Linked DNA regions of Mus musculus: region 1 is linked to region 2. A link is a loop called in an ENCODE intact Hi-C map of the cell type or tissue named here. Cell type or tissue: left cerebral cortex. All regions are shown on one strand.

Region 1 (8,000 bases), 530 kb after region 2:
AGTAGCCAATATGTTGCCCATGTTGAGGTCCTGTGTTGGCCCTTGCACCATGCTGGGTGCCTTACAGGTATGTTCTTCTAGCTTTTGGGGCACCCCTCACAGCACTGCACAAGGTTATGATAACCCATTTTACATACAAGAACTTGGAGGATCAGAGAGTTCATGTGTTGCCTTAGTTATTCAACTTGCCAATGGGGGTGGGGTGGGGGGAGCATGATTGGAACCCATGCATTTCTGATCCCAATAAAGGCTCTTTTGTATTATCCAGCTATACTGGCTAACTCTCAGTATCTGGTTCCAGGCTTTATGGAGAGAGAGTCTCCTACCTGCCAGCCACCTCCTTCTAGTCACACCTCTGCCCCAAAGCGTTGGTGTTTTTAATGGCACTGACTGACTCGAGGTTCAGAGGGAAGGTTTCAGAGTTTCCACACTGAGGAGAAAGAAGTGGGTAGAGGTTGACCAGCAATGACACTCTCAGGAGGGTGGGGACAGGAAAGAGTCACCAGCAGGAAGAGACACTGGTCTGTCCCCACCCCCACGTCACCCTTACCTAGAGCGAGCAGGTGTCCAAAGTTGACTTTACTCTGTTCCTCAGCCTTAGCTCTGACCCTCAGCTTGCCTTCTGGGCTGTCACTCAAGGGCTCACATCATTTCCTGTCCCTGCTGCTGGGTAGTTAATGCAGGTGTTCCTTTTACTGGGTCAGGGTGAAGTTGAATAAAGTGTGTAGAACTGAACAGTTCTGATCCCATCCCTCCCGGGGCCTCATCACTCTGGGGTCCTGTGCCGTGTGATGGGAACCCCACGTGGTCAGTCAAAACCTTGGTCCCTTCTCTGAGCACCCTACCTGCTCCCTTCTATGGCTCTGCTGTGTGAGGACCAGGCTTCCAGGCTTCCCCACTGGGCTTTTCAAGTCCTGGTCTGCAATATATTAGCAATGCCACACAAACATGGGCATGACGTGGGTTTATGTGGCCAGGCATCCCTCTTGTTCCCCTTCACTGCTGTGCGATGCCTATGTCCTGGCCAGCCCACCGTCTGGGGTAGAGGATAGGAGCTCCAGCTCCATCCTCTAAAGTAGTGGTCCTCAGTCTTCCTAATGCTGCAACTCTAATATAGCTCCTCACATCATGGTGACCCCCAACCACAAAAACCATACAATTATTTTTGTTGCTCCTTCATAGCTATAATTTTGCTTCTTGTTATGAGTCCTAATGTAAACAATATGTTTTCTGGTGGTCTTAAGCCACCCCTAGGATAGAGTTATTTGATCCTCTCCAAGGGACTGTGAGCTCTCTCAAGTGAGAGAGGCTGAGAGGATCTCTCAAGTGGTTGAGAACCACTGCTTTAGTGGGGGGGGGGGGGACGGGGCTGCTTAGCTACTGTGGCCCAGTGGATAATTGCACAGCTGAATTTAGATCAGTTCCAAGTCAGCTTGGTTGAATATACCCTAGATACCAAATACTCATTGATACAAACCACTGGGGACTTGTGGTTGTTTTGTATCAGCAGCCAACTGATAAATAGTCATGTGCATAGTGTGCCCTCATAGCTCCCACAGTCATGCACATAGTGTGCCCTCCCAGCTCCTCAGTAAAACCTCTTTTCACTTCAAGTTTATTAACCTGGAAACAAATGAGCATCCCCTTCCCTGTCAGGCAGGATGCATGCAGAAGTTTGAATTTCTGTCTTCGAGGAGCTTTGCCTCGGCGAAACAGGGAAGCAAACATGAGTGTAAACAAGGAAGTTGTTGAAGGTGTCCTGGAGGAAAAGTTCCCTGAGGCAGGCCTTGGAGGAGGTAGCAGCAGCCAAGACAGGAAGTACAGCCTGGATGGACCTGGGAGCGCAAAGTGAGGGTGATGTGTTCAGAGGCAAAGCCCAGGTCTAGCCTTGACATTTCGAAAGCTCCTACCAAATGTTGCTTGCTTGTTTGTTTAAAAGGCGTTGGCCAGGCACTTGATGAACTGGGACACTCCATTAAATGGAAAAGTGGCCTAAGATGTGATAAAACTCAAAGAAACTGAAGGGATAAAAGACTCCCCGTGTTACTGCCGAGGCAATAAACAGCTTAATCCAGGCCCGCCAAGGCGCAAAGGTAATTACACACCCACACCTGCTCCTGAAGCCAGGCCAGGTCCAGAGCGGCCCCAGCCGAGCTGGAGGGGATGCAAAGTGGAAGGAGCCTCAGTTTGGGTCTTTCTGACTGGCACAACCCTCACTCCACTGTCCCTGCCTTCTCCTGAGACACAGACCTCCTGGTTTCTCCTGCTCTCTGGCTGTTCCAATTGCTGCTCACTTTATGCAGGGCGGGGTGTGAGTGTAAGTGTGTGTGTGTGTGTGTGTGTGTGTGTGTGTGTGTGTGGTGGTTTGTGGAGGTGAGAGAGAAAGGTGGTATTGGGACCTCATGGCGGACAACAGGGCCATCTCTCAGGACTTACTCCGCACCCCCCCACCCCCTCTAGGACTGAGGAGCCTAGCCCCAGTGTGTGATTTCAGAGTTAATCTGTCTGCACTAATTAAATATTGATGGCTGTTAAATATTCATGGGGCGTTTTAGCTGGCAGGTTTGATGTCTCCAGGCTCTGCTGCTGCTGGCCGCAGCTCCAAGGATGCAATCTTTTTGGCTGGTCACTCTGTGTGCCCCACCTTCCCCCCATTGTTGCTGGCCACAGCTTGGACCTCCCTTGTTATATGTTCTGTTTTGGTCCCCAGACACCAGGGTCCATTTCCCTGCATGTCTTGGGTAGTCACTACTGAAGCCTTGGGAGATGGGCTTCAGCTTTGGTTGTAGGGTGGCTGGGGATGGACAGAGGGAGAATGTAGACTCGAGTGTGGCAGGCTCGGAGGCTGCAGAGAAATCAGACAGACAGGGACTCTCTCCAGTGAGAGTCTGTTCTCCGTAAGGGACTGAAAATGTCGGGAGATGAAGCCAGACACAGCTCCATCCGCAAGGTGTAGATCCCGGGGGAACAGCCATTGAAAGGGCTGAGGTACACCCTGACAGAGATCCCAGGACACCTTACCAGAGCACGATTCAGGCAAGCTTCTGAGTGAAGGCTGGGCGTTAGCTGAGTCAGTAGAAGGTACCTTGCATAGAAGACCTCTGTCAAGGGACCTGCATGATGAACGAGCACCTGGGCTTGCTGGGCAGGTGGCTCAGTGATCTGATATTATCGCTACTGTTTCCAGTTCTGAAACAAAGTTACAGAGGCTTTGAGAGACTCTTCTGTCATCTCACTGGAATTGAAGTTCAAAGCTGGGATTTAAGCCTCACTTTTGGGTGCAGAGTTTGCCTTCTCACAAATAACAGGGCCAGCAAATACCTTTTTCTAGCCCCATTTTTTTTTTTCCAATCAGGATTTTGTGATTCTGTCGTCTGGTTTGAATGGCAGAGGCCACTTCTTGGAGGAGGATGCTTGCATGAGAAAACCTGTCTATCCCATCATGCAGTTCTCCTTAGCTGACTCAGCTCAGAACTTGCTGTTACTCCTTCATCTTCCCACAACCATCTAACAGACATCATGCACCATGCTCTAGGGCTGCAGAATCAAAGGAGACTAAACCCTCACTCATTCCCTGGAGGCTACCACTGGAGAATTAAGAAAAACAATGAATGAGAAAGAGAAGTATTATCCACCCTTCCACCCACCCACCTTTGCATGTACTCATCATGTGTCTACCTGCTCACCCATCCATGTAGCCACCATAGCCACCATCCATCTATCTATTCACCCATATGTCTATGTACATCTAACCCCTACCTGTCCATGATTATCTATCAATTTATCCATTTGTTTGTTGTTCCTTCCTTCCATCCATCCATCCATCCTTCAATCTTTCCATCCTTCCTCCCACCCACCCATTCATCTTGCTATAACTGCTATGGGGGTGAAGGCCAAGTAGGATGGAGTGGGAGACAGACAGCTCAGGAAGGGTCTTGCTGGATGGGTTCTTGTGCATTTATTTAGACTGTGAGATTCAGGAAGTGGGAGTGAGGGTTGGGGAGAGATAAAGGGATACAGGGTATTGAGAAAAGAGGGAAAGGTATTCAGGTGGGTGAGACGCTCAGCCATGGAATAAGTGTCTGGCCTGATTGGAGTTGAAGGGGACACAGTAGATGGGGCTGGGGTTTCTGGAGAAGTTATGAGAGAGCAGTGGTAGAGGTAACCCTGTGCTCTTCTTACAAGATCTGTGGCTTTTGTAGAGAAAAGATGGAGGCTCTGGGTGGCCTCTGGAATAGAGAGATGGCAAGACCTGACTCATCATTGTTTTAACAGTATTGCCCTGGATGTGCTGAGAATGGACAAAGGAACAGCAAGGAATCCTAGAGTCAGGCAGAACTTGGGCCCTGGCGTTGACTGAGCATTGGCTCTGCCTGGAGCTTGCATGGTGCTTTTGGCAGGCCTTGTCTGCCCTCTAGTGGTTATAACTAGTAATGCATCTAGTGGAGCTTTTCAGATTTCTTAAGGCCCATTCTGTGGATCTATTAAGCAGATAGTTTTCTCTACTGTGTGCTGGGTACTGACAGGCTCAGAAAATAATTAAACACCCTCACAAAAGCCAATGCCTAGTAGAATTTTCCTTCTACTAGGAAGGAAAAGACCTCCCAATCCAACTTTAAGGCACTGGTCCTCAGTTGGTGTGGTGTGCAAGATGCCAGGAGATTTCAGCTGTTAACTGGATGGGCTTGCTACCTACATGCAGTGCATAGAATCCTGAATGCATCAGGGCATCTCCTGGGGCAAAGAGCATCCCCCAGCCTCAATGTACCCTCTGGTCCCAGCATCAGTGAGTGTGGAAGTTGAGGGGACCTACTCCAAGACTCTGTATCAGGCGTTATGGCAGAAGTGATGAGAAAAACATTAGGCTGCAGAGGTGGAGTTACTGAAAGTGACTCACTTATTCCTTCCCAGGGCTGTGGGTCTCAACCTGCCATGAAGGGAGAAAAGGGATTTTCCAGGTGGAGAAAGAACAGATGTAGCCAAGGAAGCCGGCTTGGCTGGTTGACCATGGACTCCCAGGATGTCTGCATAGGTTGTGCCTGAGGCAGCCCAGTGTACACACAGTGTCTATGTAATGATTCTCTGAATCTTCTCTGTAATATACCCTGGTCATGATAACAGTCCAGGGCTTTTTCTAGACAGGTCCAGCAGTTCAATGTGGCTGGAATGAAGGGAGATGCAGCCGGTGGTGAGGACAGAGTGTGGCTGGGTGTCAGCTTGGGGACATCGGGGTTTGCCGGTAGTTGTCAGCAGGGGATGGCATCAGTTACTGAGACAGGGTGTCCCTTCCTGCAGTCTCCTGAGGACTCCAGACTCGGGTCAAGGTAGAAGAGGATCAGGGCTCCAGGTAGTGGTGAAGAGAGATATGAATTCTTCCCATCCAGGCCGAGAGCCCCAGAGGTGATTTGTCTCTCTCAGTCTTGCACAGGCCTTTCTTCAGCCAGAATGAATAACTGAATTGTGTGTGTGATGGGGGAGGGTTAGGGAAACTGGGGTTCAAATTGAACTTGGCCATGGGCCTGCTGCCTCCACTCACTCTGGCTCTGGGTTCTGTTTGTATCCCAAAAACACATGGGGCAGGTTGTCTCGAAGGGACTTTCCAGCCTTACCTCTATTCTTGATCTGCTCTGAGAAGTGAATCATGTCTCCAGGGAGCCTTGAGGAGGGACCAGTTAGTGGGGACTGTTTCTAGGACGAAGATTATTGATCCTCTTGTAGAAGACAGTCCTTAGCACATGAATCATTAAGACTAGAGACCCCTCCCGAACATCACTACTGGGAGCTTTGACAGCCTCAGAAAGCCGTTATCTGAGGCCCCTGCTTGCCAGGCTGAGTTTCTGGAAAGCAGGAAACAGTCTGTGTGTAGAGACAGCAGAAAGGGCAGAGCCCAGAGCCATCAGGGAGCGGCTGTCCTGCTATTTACAGATGGCTTAACCAAGTGGGCAGAGACGATGGCAGATGGGATGAGACAAGACACAGAGAGGAGGGGGCTCTAACAAGGCAGCCTCCCAGCTGCATGTAGCGATTCTTAGCTCCGAAAGTGGGTCTCCACAGGCAGGCAAGAGTGCCTTTGCAACAGTGTATTTGAGGACAGAGCAGTAGCCTCATTTGGCAAGGGTGAACTGTGTAGCAGGATAGACACTGTGTGCTGACACCTGTTACAACCAGCTTCCTAGGCATCTCTTCTGATATTTTCTCTTCCTATCAGCAGGCACAGATACAAAGCTACACACCACATGTACACAGGAACCACATTACACACACACACACACACACACACACACACACACACACACACACACACACCATACTTTCCATACTACACACACCTCACACCATGTACACACCCCATGCCACACAGACAAACCACCTAAACATACACACAAACCATGCCACACTGGTTCAGAGATGCAAATGATTTAAACTAGCTGCTGCAGGGAACATCTGGGAGCAGATTTGATTGCCTGGTCAAAGTCTCCTGTCTTTTCATGGACAGAAGGGAGTGGTACCCTCTCATCTGTCTCTTATTTCAGAAATTTGCCCCGGGGTGTCTCTTTTTCCATCTACCACCAGCAATGAACACCATCGCTTTATAAACATAGTACTCAGCTTGCCTCTGAGCACTAGAACCTGAATTAGATCCCCAGCACCCAAGTAAAGAAAAATCTGCTGGCTATGGTGGCTTCACGTATAACCCCTGCACCAGGAAGGCAGAGGACAGGACGTGATGGCCAGTCCATCGAGCTTAATTGGCAAACTCAGGGTTCTTGCAGAGAAGCACCCAAGGTTATCCTCTGACCTCTTCATATGAATGAGCACACGTGCACCTACAACTGTACACACATGTGTACCCGTGTGTATATGGACACATAAACATGCACACACACACAAACCATGTTATGTACCACACACGCAATCCATGCTACCAACCACATACATACACAAAACACACAACACATCATGCACACACACCTCACACCACATATACCACTCACATAAAGACACATACAAAATACACTACACATACAAAACATACCACATCCCCCCATATACACACCCTCACATCATACTTACAGACATCTTATACCCCCCATAAAACACACACACACACACACACACACACACACACACACACACACACACACACAGAGGAAATAGGTTAGAAAACTCAGCCAAGAGCAGAAAGTGACATCACCCTGCTCCCAGATGCTCATTTCTGGATGCATTTACTGCCTTGGTCTGTCCTGTCTCTAATTCTTTTCTTCCCTTCTCACACAGCTGAGTTTATACTGACTGCACAGTTTCACGCCCTGCTTTCATTCACACTATCACGACTATTTTCCATGCTATTACACACACTTTGTAAACGCTATGCTGAAGGCGGCTACGGAGCCAGGCTTGACGGCTGTACATTTAGATTCTCTGCAATTTCTCGTGGCTCCACGGGACGCCTCAGAAAGCAGATTCATGGGAGATGCTATCATGCTTAGCTCAGTTCCTCAGGCTGGAGCATCAGGAGATCCTCATATATTGTACAGAGGGTCTCGTGGTTGGCTGGCCCATGGTGGATACAGCCTCGAGGTCCCTGGGAAGAGGGCCAGACATCCCCTGCACTCTCTCTACATTCTTCCTCAAAGACTTTGCACACCGGTGTGCATGCGTGTGTGATATGTGCATGCATGTGCACACATATATGTGTGTCCTATATGTGCATGTATGTGTGCAAGCCCTTGTAGAAACTGGAGGAGGATGTCTGATGTCCTGCTCTATCAGGCTCTGTTTTATGTCCCCGAGACAGGGTTTCTCACTGAACCCAAAGCTATGCTGGTGACCAGCAGGTCTCAGGGATCCTTTTGACTTGGCCCCAGCAGTGCTGGGTCACAGGAGTGTGTGTAGCCTGGTCTGGGCATTTTCACATGCAAGCTGGGATCTGAACTCAGGCTTTCATGTTTATGCAGCAAGCACCGCTTCCCCACTGATCCATCCTTCCAGCTGCCCCT
Region 2 (8,000 bases):
AATGCATATTTAAATAAATCATTAAAAAAAAAAAAAGTCCTTTGACATTCCTATTCCTGTCCCTTCTACATTTTTTTCTTCTACTTCTAGTTACTAAATGTTAGCTCTTCCTGAGAAATTGTTATTCCCACCCTCTTAGTCCATAACTAATCAGTCGCTTAACTTTTGAAGTGTTGTGTACATAATTTCCCAGTTCCTTGTCCTAGACTTCTTCCATACCACACACTACAACTAGAATAACACCGAATTGTCACAGACTTCTTCAGTTTAAAAAAACCCAAATCCTCCATTTATTTCCACATTGCCTGTAAAAACAGTTCTTTAGAATTAAAGGATTTTTTTTTTTTTTTATTTTAGACAAGGTCTCACTACATAGTCCAGGCTGCATCTCCCTCAGCCTTCCAAAAGCTGCAATGTCAGGGGTGAGGCACCACATCCAGTTTTCAAGGCTTTCAGGCCTTTTCTTCTTGGTGGTTTTCCTTATAAAACCTGAGCTAGAATGGGTTAATATATGTAAAGTGCTTAGAATCCTGACTGGCCTAGGCTTAGAACAGTATGTCTTAGCTATTATAGTAAATTGGAAGATGCTGTATATAAAACACTCATCCTCCAAAGCAAGGAAAACTTTAAAATATCAATAACTAGAATAAGGTAACTGGCATTGCCTTACTAGCAACTTACCTATCTTCCTGCCATTGAAAGAACCTGTAAACACAAGCCTGATTTACCACAAAAATAAAATTTCCAACTCAATGGGGTAATATTTCCTTCATTTGAAAACTGGCTTGGTGGTGGGAGAATACTTGCCTAGCATTCCCATAGCTCTGATCTGTTTAGCAGCACTCGGGGGCAGGGAGTACAGTAAACTACAGAGCATGTTCAAGGAAAACAAAGCCTGAAAAATATATAGATAGGTTTTACACTTAAGGCAGCTGAATCTCCAACCTGGGCAAATACTAGAATAACCTGGGAATAGTCAAGAATATTGTCATCTGGATCCCATTTAATTTATGGAATCTTTTATGGTCAAAACCTCTTTAAGATGGGGCTCAGGCACTAAAGCTTCATAGGCGATTTGACATTCCATGAACAATCAAAAGTTTCACAGGTGATACTGATGTACAACTTAGCAATCATTGATCTTGTCAAAAGAAACACTGTGCTGGAGTCTGGACATCTGTATGCTTTTGAAAAAAGAATACCCATCCACTGCTTTATGAAGAATATGTGTTTATGAGTGGCCTTCTAAAAACAACCTTCCCAAAGCGCCAACCCTTGGAGTTTAAGGCTTGAAAATATATATACATCGAGGTCATATAAACATGTGTCTTTTTTATCTGACTAATATAAGGATCAAAACAGAGTGACTTATATAAATATATACTTAGCTATGTGCAATATTTACAACTTAGATTTTACAACTGAAAAACCACATTGAACCTGTAAAGATGAAAAAGTTGGCAATTTGTGGTTATAATTTCAAAAATGTCAAAAACGGTTTTACCTCAAACATTTTATAATAAATAGCACCGCACACAGTACCATCCCCAAAGTATTACTCCTCACTGGCTTACTTTATCCCAACAATTAGGGGTATCCAAGGTCAGAGGAACCCAAGAACTTGGACACAGCACTTTTTAAGGGACAGCGGGGACTGATGGAAAGCTTGGGTCTTCAAAACCTTACAGCAAAGCCCCCTTTACCCTCCAGTCCTGAGACAGCAAATCCTGTAATTCTCCTTCGTCGTCACTGTCCACATTCTCCTCTTCCTTTTTCTGAAGTTCTTTTATGGTCAAAACCTCTTTAAGTTTGTTTTTTATTTCATCCTGGCGATTCCGCAGCTTTTCCACTCGGCGGTAACATTCTATCTGCTCATCAATCTCTCCAATCTGCCGGTCCAACCGTCCCTCCTCATCCTCTTCAGCAACGATCGCTTCAGAGATAGTGTTGACTTGCCTCATAGCCTTTTGAAACTCGTCCCACTCTTTGTCCATCTGATCCTTTGGGGCATCCACCTTCCGGACCTTTGCATCTACCTCAGGGTCGTCGAAGAACCCTTCTGGTAATGCTTCGGCGGTGTTCTCTCTTCTTTCCACCACTTTTTCATGTATTTCTGCTTTCTCAATGGACCCTGAATGAGGAACTAAGGGGGCCTTGGGAGGATTTGTATTAAACGGATCGTTTGGCAGCACATTGCTTGTTGTCTCCCTCGGAGAGGCAAGCGAGTGTTCTTTGCCCTGTGCATCCGGAAGATGCTTGCTGCTGTCCCTTCTTTCTTCTCCACCTCCCTCTTCTTCCTCCTCTTCCTCATCGTCATAATCAGGCAGTAAACCGAGTCCAGGTTTACTGGGGGCCGCCCTAGCGGCATCCAAGTTGGCGGACGAGGCTGAGGTGGAGGGCTGTACCTGAGGTCCCGCGGAGGCCTTGGCTTTCTTGGCGTCTTGGCTCTCCACATCCGTCGCTCTCCTCTTGGTGGCCTGAGGTACAGTGCCGGTCGACGGGCCCTGGGTTGCTCCTTTGGCGCCTTTCAGCTCCGCTACTCTCTCCCGGTGCTGCTTTCCCAGAACATGGGTCTGCCACAGGAGCTCGCTCTTGACCGGGGTGTTACACAGTGCGCAGCTCAGCTGCCCCAGACGGTTGTACTTGGCGAATGGAGATTCGATCCTCTTCCGGTTGGTGCTCAGGCGCTGCTTCTCCCTCATCAAGCGCCTCAGTTCTTCCTGATTCACCACTCGCTTCCCAGCCGGAGTCCGAGTAGAGGTGGAGGACGCCATGTTTGCGCCCAGGACTCAGGCGAGTCTAGCTTCCGAGGCGTGATAGCGTCACTTCCTGTTATGGCGCCGATTGGCCCACACTCAGGAGTGTGGGCGTGGCGCCAGGGTTCGGAGTCGGCAAGTTTGGGGCTGGACTGTTGAACCATGGCTGCGATCAAAATCGCTAACCCTGGCGCTGAAGTGACCCGGAGCCAAGCGGCCTTGGCTGTGAACATCTGCGCCGCCCGTGGGCTGCAGGATGTGCTGCGTCCCACCTTGGGTCCTAAGGGCGCGCTAAAAATGTGAGATGCCGCTAGAGTGTGCGGGGTGTCGCGGCTCACTCTGATTCTGATGCTGATCAGTGAAAACCTGTGAGCAATGCTGCGACATTTAGACACCCGGTTTCCTCTCTCTCACTCCTGCTCTTAGGATTCTCTAGCCGAGGAAGAGAGCGCCTCCCCGAAGAAAAGACTCCGTCAATAGAAACTGTTAGCCTTGTGCGCGCGCTCAGCAGACGTTGGGCTGCAGCTCCGCCGCAGGCAGTATTGTTTTGACGTGGTGGAGTGGTACTGGCTTTGGAGCTAGGCAGGCATAGGTTCAAATTCAAGTTCCATTATCTTCCAGCAGTTGGGACTCTCCGCACCTACAGTTCTTCATGTTTAGTCATCCATTTGGACATATGTTTATTTAGCACCATTGTTTTACGAAGAAAGAAGAGTAGGGGAGATCAAAAGGTCTCTTGGGAAAGAGACACCCTGAGAGGAATGAGCAAAGTAGCGTTTATAGTAAACGAGTCCACTTAACACTAGATGCTGGAAAAACAGATGGGATAGTTTCTGTCCTTTCCTTTAAAAACCTGATTTATATTTACGTGTGCACATCTGTCTGAGTTTATGTGCATCAGGTGTGAGCAGATGCCCCCAGAGGTCAGAGGGTGACAGATCCCTAGAACTCGAGTTATAGGCAGTTGTAAGCCATTTGATATGGGTGCTGGAGACCAAGCTCAGATCCTCTTCAAAAACAATAAGTGCTTTTTAACTGCTGAGCCATCTCTCTAGCCTTTGAGATGGTATCCTTAAAGTGACATGGCAGTGACAGGTATGTCAATTATATAGAGATGCAAATGATTTTACAGAGGAAAGGGCCCAATTACCGATGATTGAAGGAAAATCCTCTCAGATATCAGGGGATGTTTGATCAGAGTTGTAGAAGAATGAGTGACAGGAATCAAGACCTCCTAGTGGTGTAAATCCACCAGAAATAAACATTATAATGCATTAAGGGAACAGAAAGACCTACTGTGGGAATAATGGTGGATGGAACAGGAGAGTTTGGAAAAGGCCAAGTATGTTACTGATAAATTACCTGGATTTTTATCTTGAAGATGGTAGAGAATGTAACATCTTTGAAGGATTGGTGATCAGGAAACTGAATCCCATTGCCTTTTAGAAAGATGTAGCATGGAGGGTTGATTCAAATTAGGAGACAAGATGCTGTCTAAGCAGTCTAGGAAGGATAACAATTAAATTGGAGAGAGATGTCCAAAGGCATTTTAATTGTAGAATTGACTAAGCTTGGTGATTTAATAAATGCAAGGCACTAGACAACTAAATTCAGTGGCTGAATCATGACATTCACCAAGATAAAAACCTACAGAAATTTGTAGATTTGTACTCTGTTTCATACTTTTAAAAAAATATTTATTTTTATCATGTATACAATGTTCTACTTGCATGTATGCCTGCATGCCAGAAGAGGGCACCAGATCTCATTATAGATGGTTGTGAGCCACCATGTGGTTGCTAGCAATTGAACTCAGGTCCTATGGAAGAGCAGCCAGTGCTCTTAACCTCTGAGCCATCTCTCCAGCCCTGTTTTATACTTTTCATTAGCCAACATGTATAACTCATCAGCTCGTGTTTAAACCATAAATGCTCTGTTTGGAATGAAATTACTGTAAGGTCATCCGGGAGAACTAATCCCATGAGACGCAAGTGGCAGTCACTACCACATGTCACCACGTGGCTCAGTGTAGCGTTTCCAAGCCCAGTCAACTGTTTTTAGGACCATAAATGGCAAGAACTCGGGAGGGTTTGTTGATTCTTGGCTTGTGTAGTTAAGCACCATTGTCCTTTTTACAGGCTTGTTTCTGGGGCAGGTGACATCAAACTCACCAAAGACGGCAATGTACTGCTTCATGAGATGGTGAGCCAATGCTCTTTGTCATTTTCTTTTCTCAGACAGGAGCTGCCTATGTAGCCCTGGCTGGCCGCAAATTCACAATTTCCTCTCCCCTTCTTGCCTGCCTCAGCTTCCTGAGTGTTGGATTCAGGTATTAGATGCAGTGCCGAGCTGCTGCTGGCTATGATAAATTGTATAAGCTTTAATTAAGAACATGGCACATGGGCTGGGAATGCAGCTCAGGGATAGAGCACTTCCCCAGCATGTGCAGGACTCTAGGTTCAACATTGGGGTGGGGAAGGTACACTCTGAAAGTTCGTTTGTTTGTTTGTTTATTGCAGGCCGGAGAGATGACTTAGTGATTAAGAGCTGTTTTCCCAGAGAACTTGGGATCAATTTCCAGAACCCATATGGGAGGCCACAACTCTGTACTCCAGTTCCTCACATAAGCATACATTCAGGCAAAACACCGATGCACATAAATTAAAGAAAAAAAATTTTTAGCTGGGCTTGATGGTATATGCCTTTAAACCCAGCACTCCAGAGGCAGAGACAGGCAGATCTCTGAGTTTAGGACTATCCTGTTCTACAGATCAACTTCCAGAACAGCCAGGGCTACACAGAGAAACCTTGTCTTGAAAAATATATATATATATATTTTTTTTTTGCAATGCTAGAGATTGAGTGATGCACCCTCATATACTGGGCAAGTGCTCTTTACCACTAAGCTACACCTTCAACCTTACCCCCCTCCCCCATCTATCTATTTATCTATCTATCTATCTATCTATCCATGTATATATATATATATTTATTTCATGTATGTGGGTATACTGTTGCTGTCTTCAGACACACCAGAAGAGGGCTTCAGATCTCATGGTTGTGAGCCACCATGTGATTGCTGGGAAATAAACTCAGGACCTCTGGAAGAGCAGTCAGTGCTCTTAGCCGCTGAGCCATCTCTCCAGCCCACAATTTATATTTTTAAGGATTTTATTGATTTTTAAATTTCATATGTATGAGGGTCTATCTTTATGAATGTATGCTACATGTATGCTGGTACCTGCAGAGGCCAGAAAAGGGTTTCAGGTTCCCTGGAGCTGGACTTTGAGCCACTTCTGGGTGCTGGGAACCAAACTCCACTTCCTGGAAGAACAGAACATACTCTTAATGGCTAAGCTGTCTCTCTAACCCAACTTTTTTTTTTTTTAATTAAAGGCCTTCCCCAAGACCACCTGACCACAATTTGTATTTTTAAGGCTGCCAGCTAAATACTGCAGTCTTGAGATATGGCTGTTGGATTAAACCTCAACAGAATGATTTTTGCAGTTTTCAAATGTTTATAGATTCTGATAGCTTAGGGAGACTTACAAATTAATAACATCTTTTCCAGAGCACTTCATTATAGTCTCTGTAATCATGCAAAAAGAAAAAGTCCTCTACGGTGTTCATAAATATATTCCTCTTAGAGATTGAAGGGCTTAATCTCTTCTTGGAAATGTCATTGCATTTTGAAGCAAAGACTTTCATACAATGTTCAAACCTCATTAATTCTCAACTTTAAAACTTTGGATTTGACATTTACTAAATGTTGATAATGCAGACCTTGTAAGTGCGCAGCATGACGTTTGCTTGTTAATTTTACTATTGTCCCTTGGGCTGCCTTGGATTCAGTGGCTTTCCGCATCATAGTTTCTGTCTTTAAATTTGCTGTTTACCTTTTCCAGCAAATTCAACACCCAACGGCTTCCATCATTGCAAAAGTGGCAGCAGCCCAAGACCATGTCACAGGGGATGGCACTACCTCAAATGTCCTGATCATTGGAGAGTTGCTAAAGCAAGCTGATCTTTACATTTCTGAGGTATTAAACATTCACACAAAGCAAGTTTTTTAAATTTAATTTTAGAGGATGAGAACTAATTTTAATTAAGATAACCTTAGGCAGTTGTAAATGGAAAGTGCTTTTTATTTTTTGCCAAAGTAATGGCTTTTATTGCAATTATATACTTTTAAAAATATAAAATATTTAATGATATATAGAAAGGTTAAAGAGAAAGCTCCCGTGTACCCATGAATCCTGCTTAGAAAAGAAAATGTAACTAATAAAAGTTGAAACAAAATGTTGTTCCTTTAAAAATAATGGGAAAGATGATTGGAGGGTTTTCACTTTGTGTCTTTTTTCTTTTCTTTTCTTAAGATTTATTTATTTTATGTATGTGAGTAGCTGTTGCTGTCCTGTCTTCAGACATACTAGAAGATGGCATCTGATCCCATTACAGATGGTTGTGAGCAACCATGTGGTTGCTGGGAATTGAATTCAGGACCTCTGAAAGAGCAGTCAGTGTTCTTAAACACTGAGCCATCTCTCCAGCCCCACTTTGTGGGTTTTTCTAGTCCCTGTTTCCTAAAGCACTTAGCCGAATCCTCTCTTCATCAGCCTGTGAAGCCATCATTCACATTTCTTTGTACTGTTGTTTAATTGTATTCTTCTCTCGACATTATCCGTCTTTTCTATAATTATTTGAGTTTTCTGTCTTCCTCAGAGACTATCTAAGAAACATAACCTTGTTGAAGTGGAGATTCTGGCTTCTTCGTGTTTGAGAATTATCTATTCAGTGTCTGTAACTTACCTCATTTAGATTTGGACTTAAATCATGGAAACAACTAAAATTCTCTTACCTATACAGAAATCAGTCATCATCTTACATAAGAAAATAGTGTATAGTCTGTGACTGGGGAATTTAAAAGTTCAACCAGCCATCAAGTACATAGGTCCTTTTGATCTCTTAACTCTTTTGCCCATAATAAGGCTTCATCCTAAAATGGATCTTGAAGGTAAGACCATCAGAGGAAGCCAGTGTGACTCAGCAGGTGTGGGTAAGATAAAGACATTCCTCCAGCTATAGCATTTTAATCCTCCCCTGGGCCAACCTTAGTCTTACACACATTTTAAACTGAATACCATTGTCAGGGGAATTGATTAGGCTAATTTAGATCCCACTGGTTGAGTTAGGGTTAGTGTTCCTCTGAAACACAGGTGAACGATGGACACCTCGCAAGGACTA

Evidence for each region. Hi-C counts contacts between places; a loop is a spot of excess contacts. Peaks named below come from ENCODE experiments on the same cell type or tissue, not always from the same donor. Only the 100,000 strongest peaks of a DNase experiment are listed, where the experiment ranks them.
Region 1: a loop joins it to region 2, with 7 times the contacts of the local background. A loop is called at or near these places in 5 of 42 quality-filtered maps.

Annotation. Positions count from the first base shown.
Region 1 is chr11:82,232,141-82,240,140 of GRCm38, reverse strand. No RefSeq gene overlaps it. Among named protein-coding and RNA genes, the nearest start is that of Ccl1, 56 kb to the right of the region's middle. In left cerebral cortex, a CTCF peak has its summit at 4,425 (motif pointing left); a DNase peak (open chromatin) is centred at 4,401.
Region 2 is chr11:82,759,146-82,767,145 of GRCm38, reverse strand. It overlaps Cct6b (chaperonin containing Tcp1, subunit 6b (zeta)), which reads left to right and starts at 2,825. Exons shown (of 14, transcript NM_009839.3): 1 at 2,825-3,055; 2 at 4,895-4,958; 3 at 6,662-6,796. The coding sequence starts at 2,919. It overlaps Zfp830 (zinc finger protein 830), which reads right to left and starts at 2,801. Exons shown (of 1, transcript NM_025884.4): 1 at 1-2,801. The coding sequence starts at 2,774. The coding sequence ends at 1,683. In left cerebral cortex, a CTCF peak has its summit at 4,516 (motif pointing right); DNase peaks (open chromatin) are centred at 2,828 and 3,127; H3K4me3 peaks cover 2,214 bases; H3K27ac peaks cover 1,106 bases.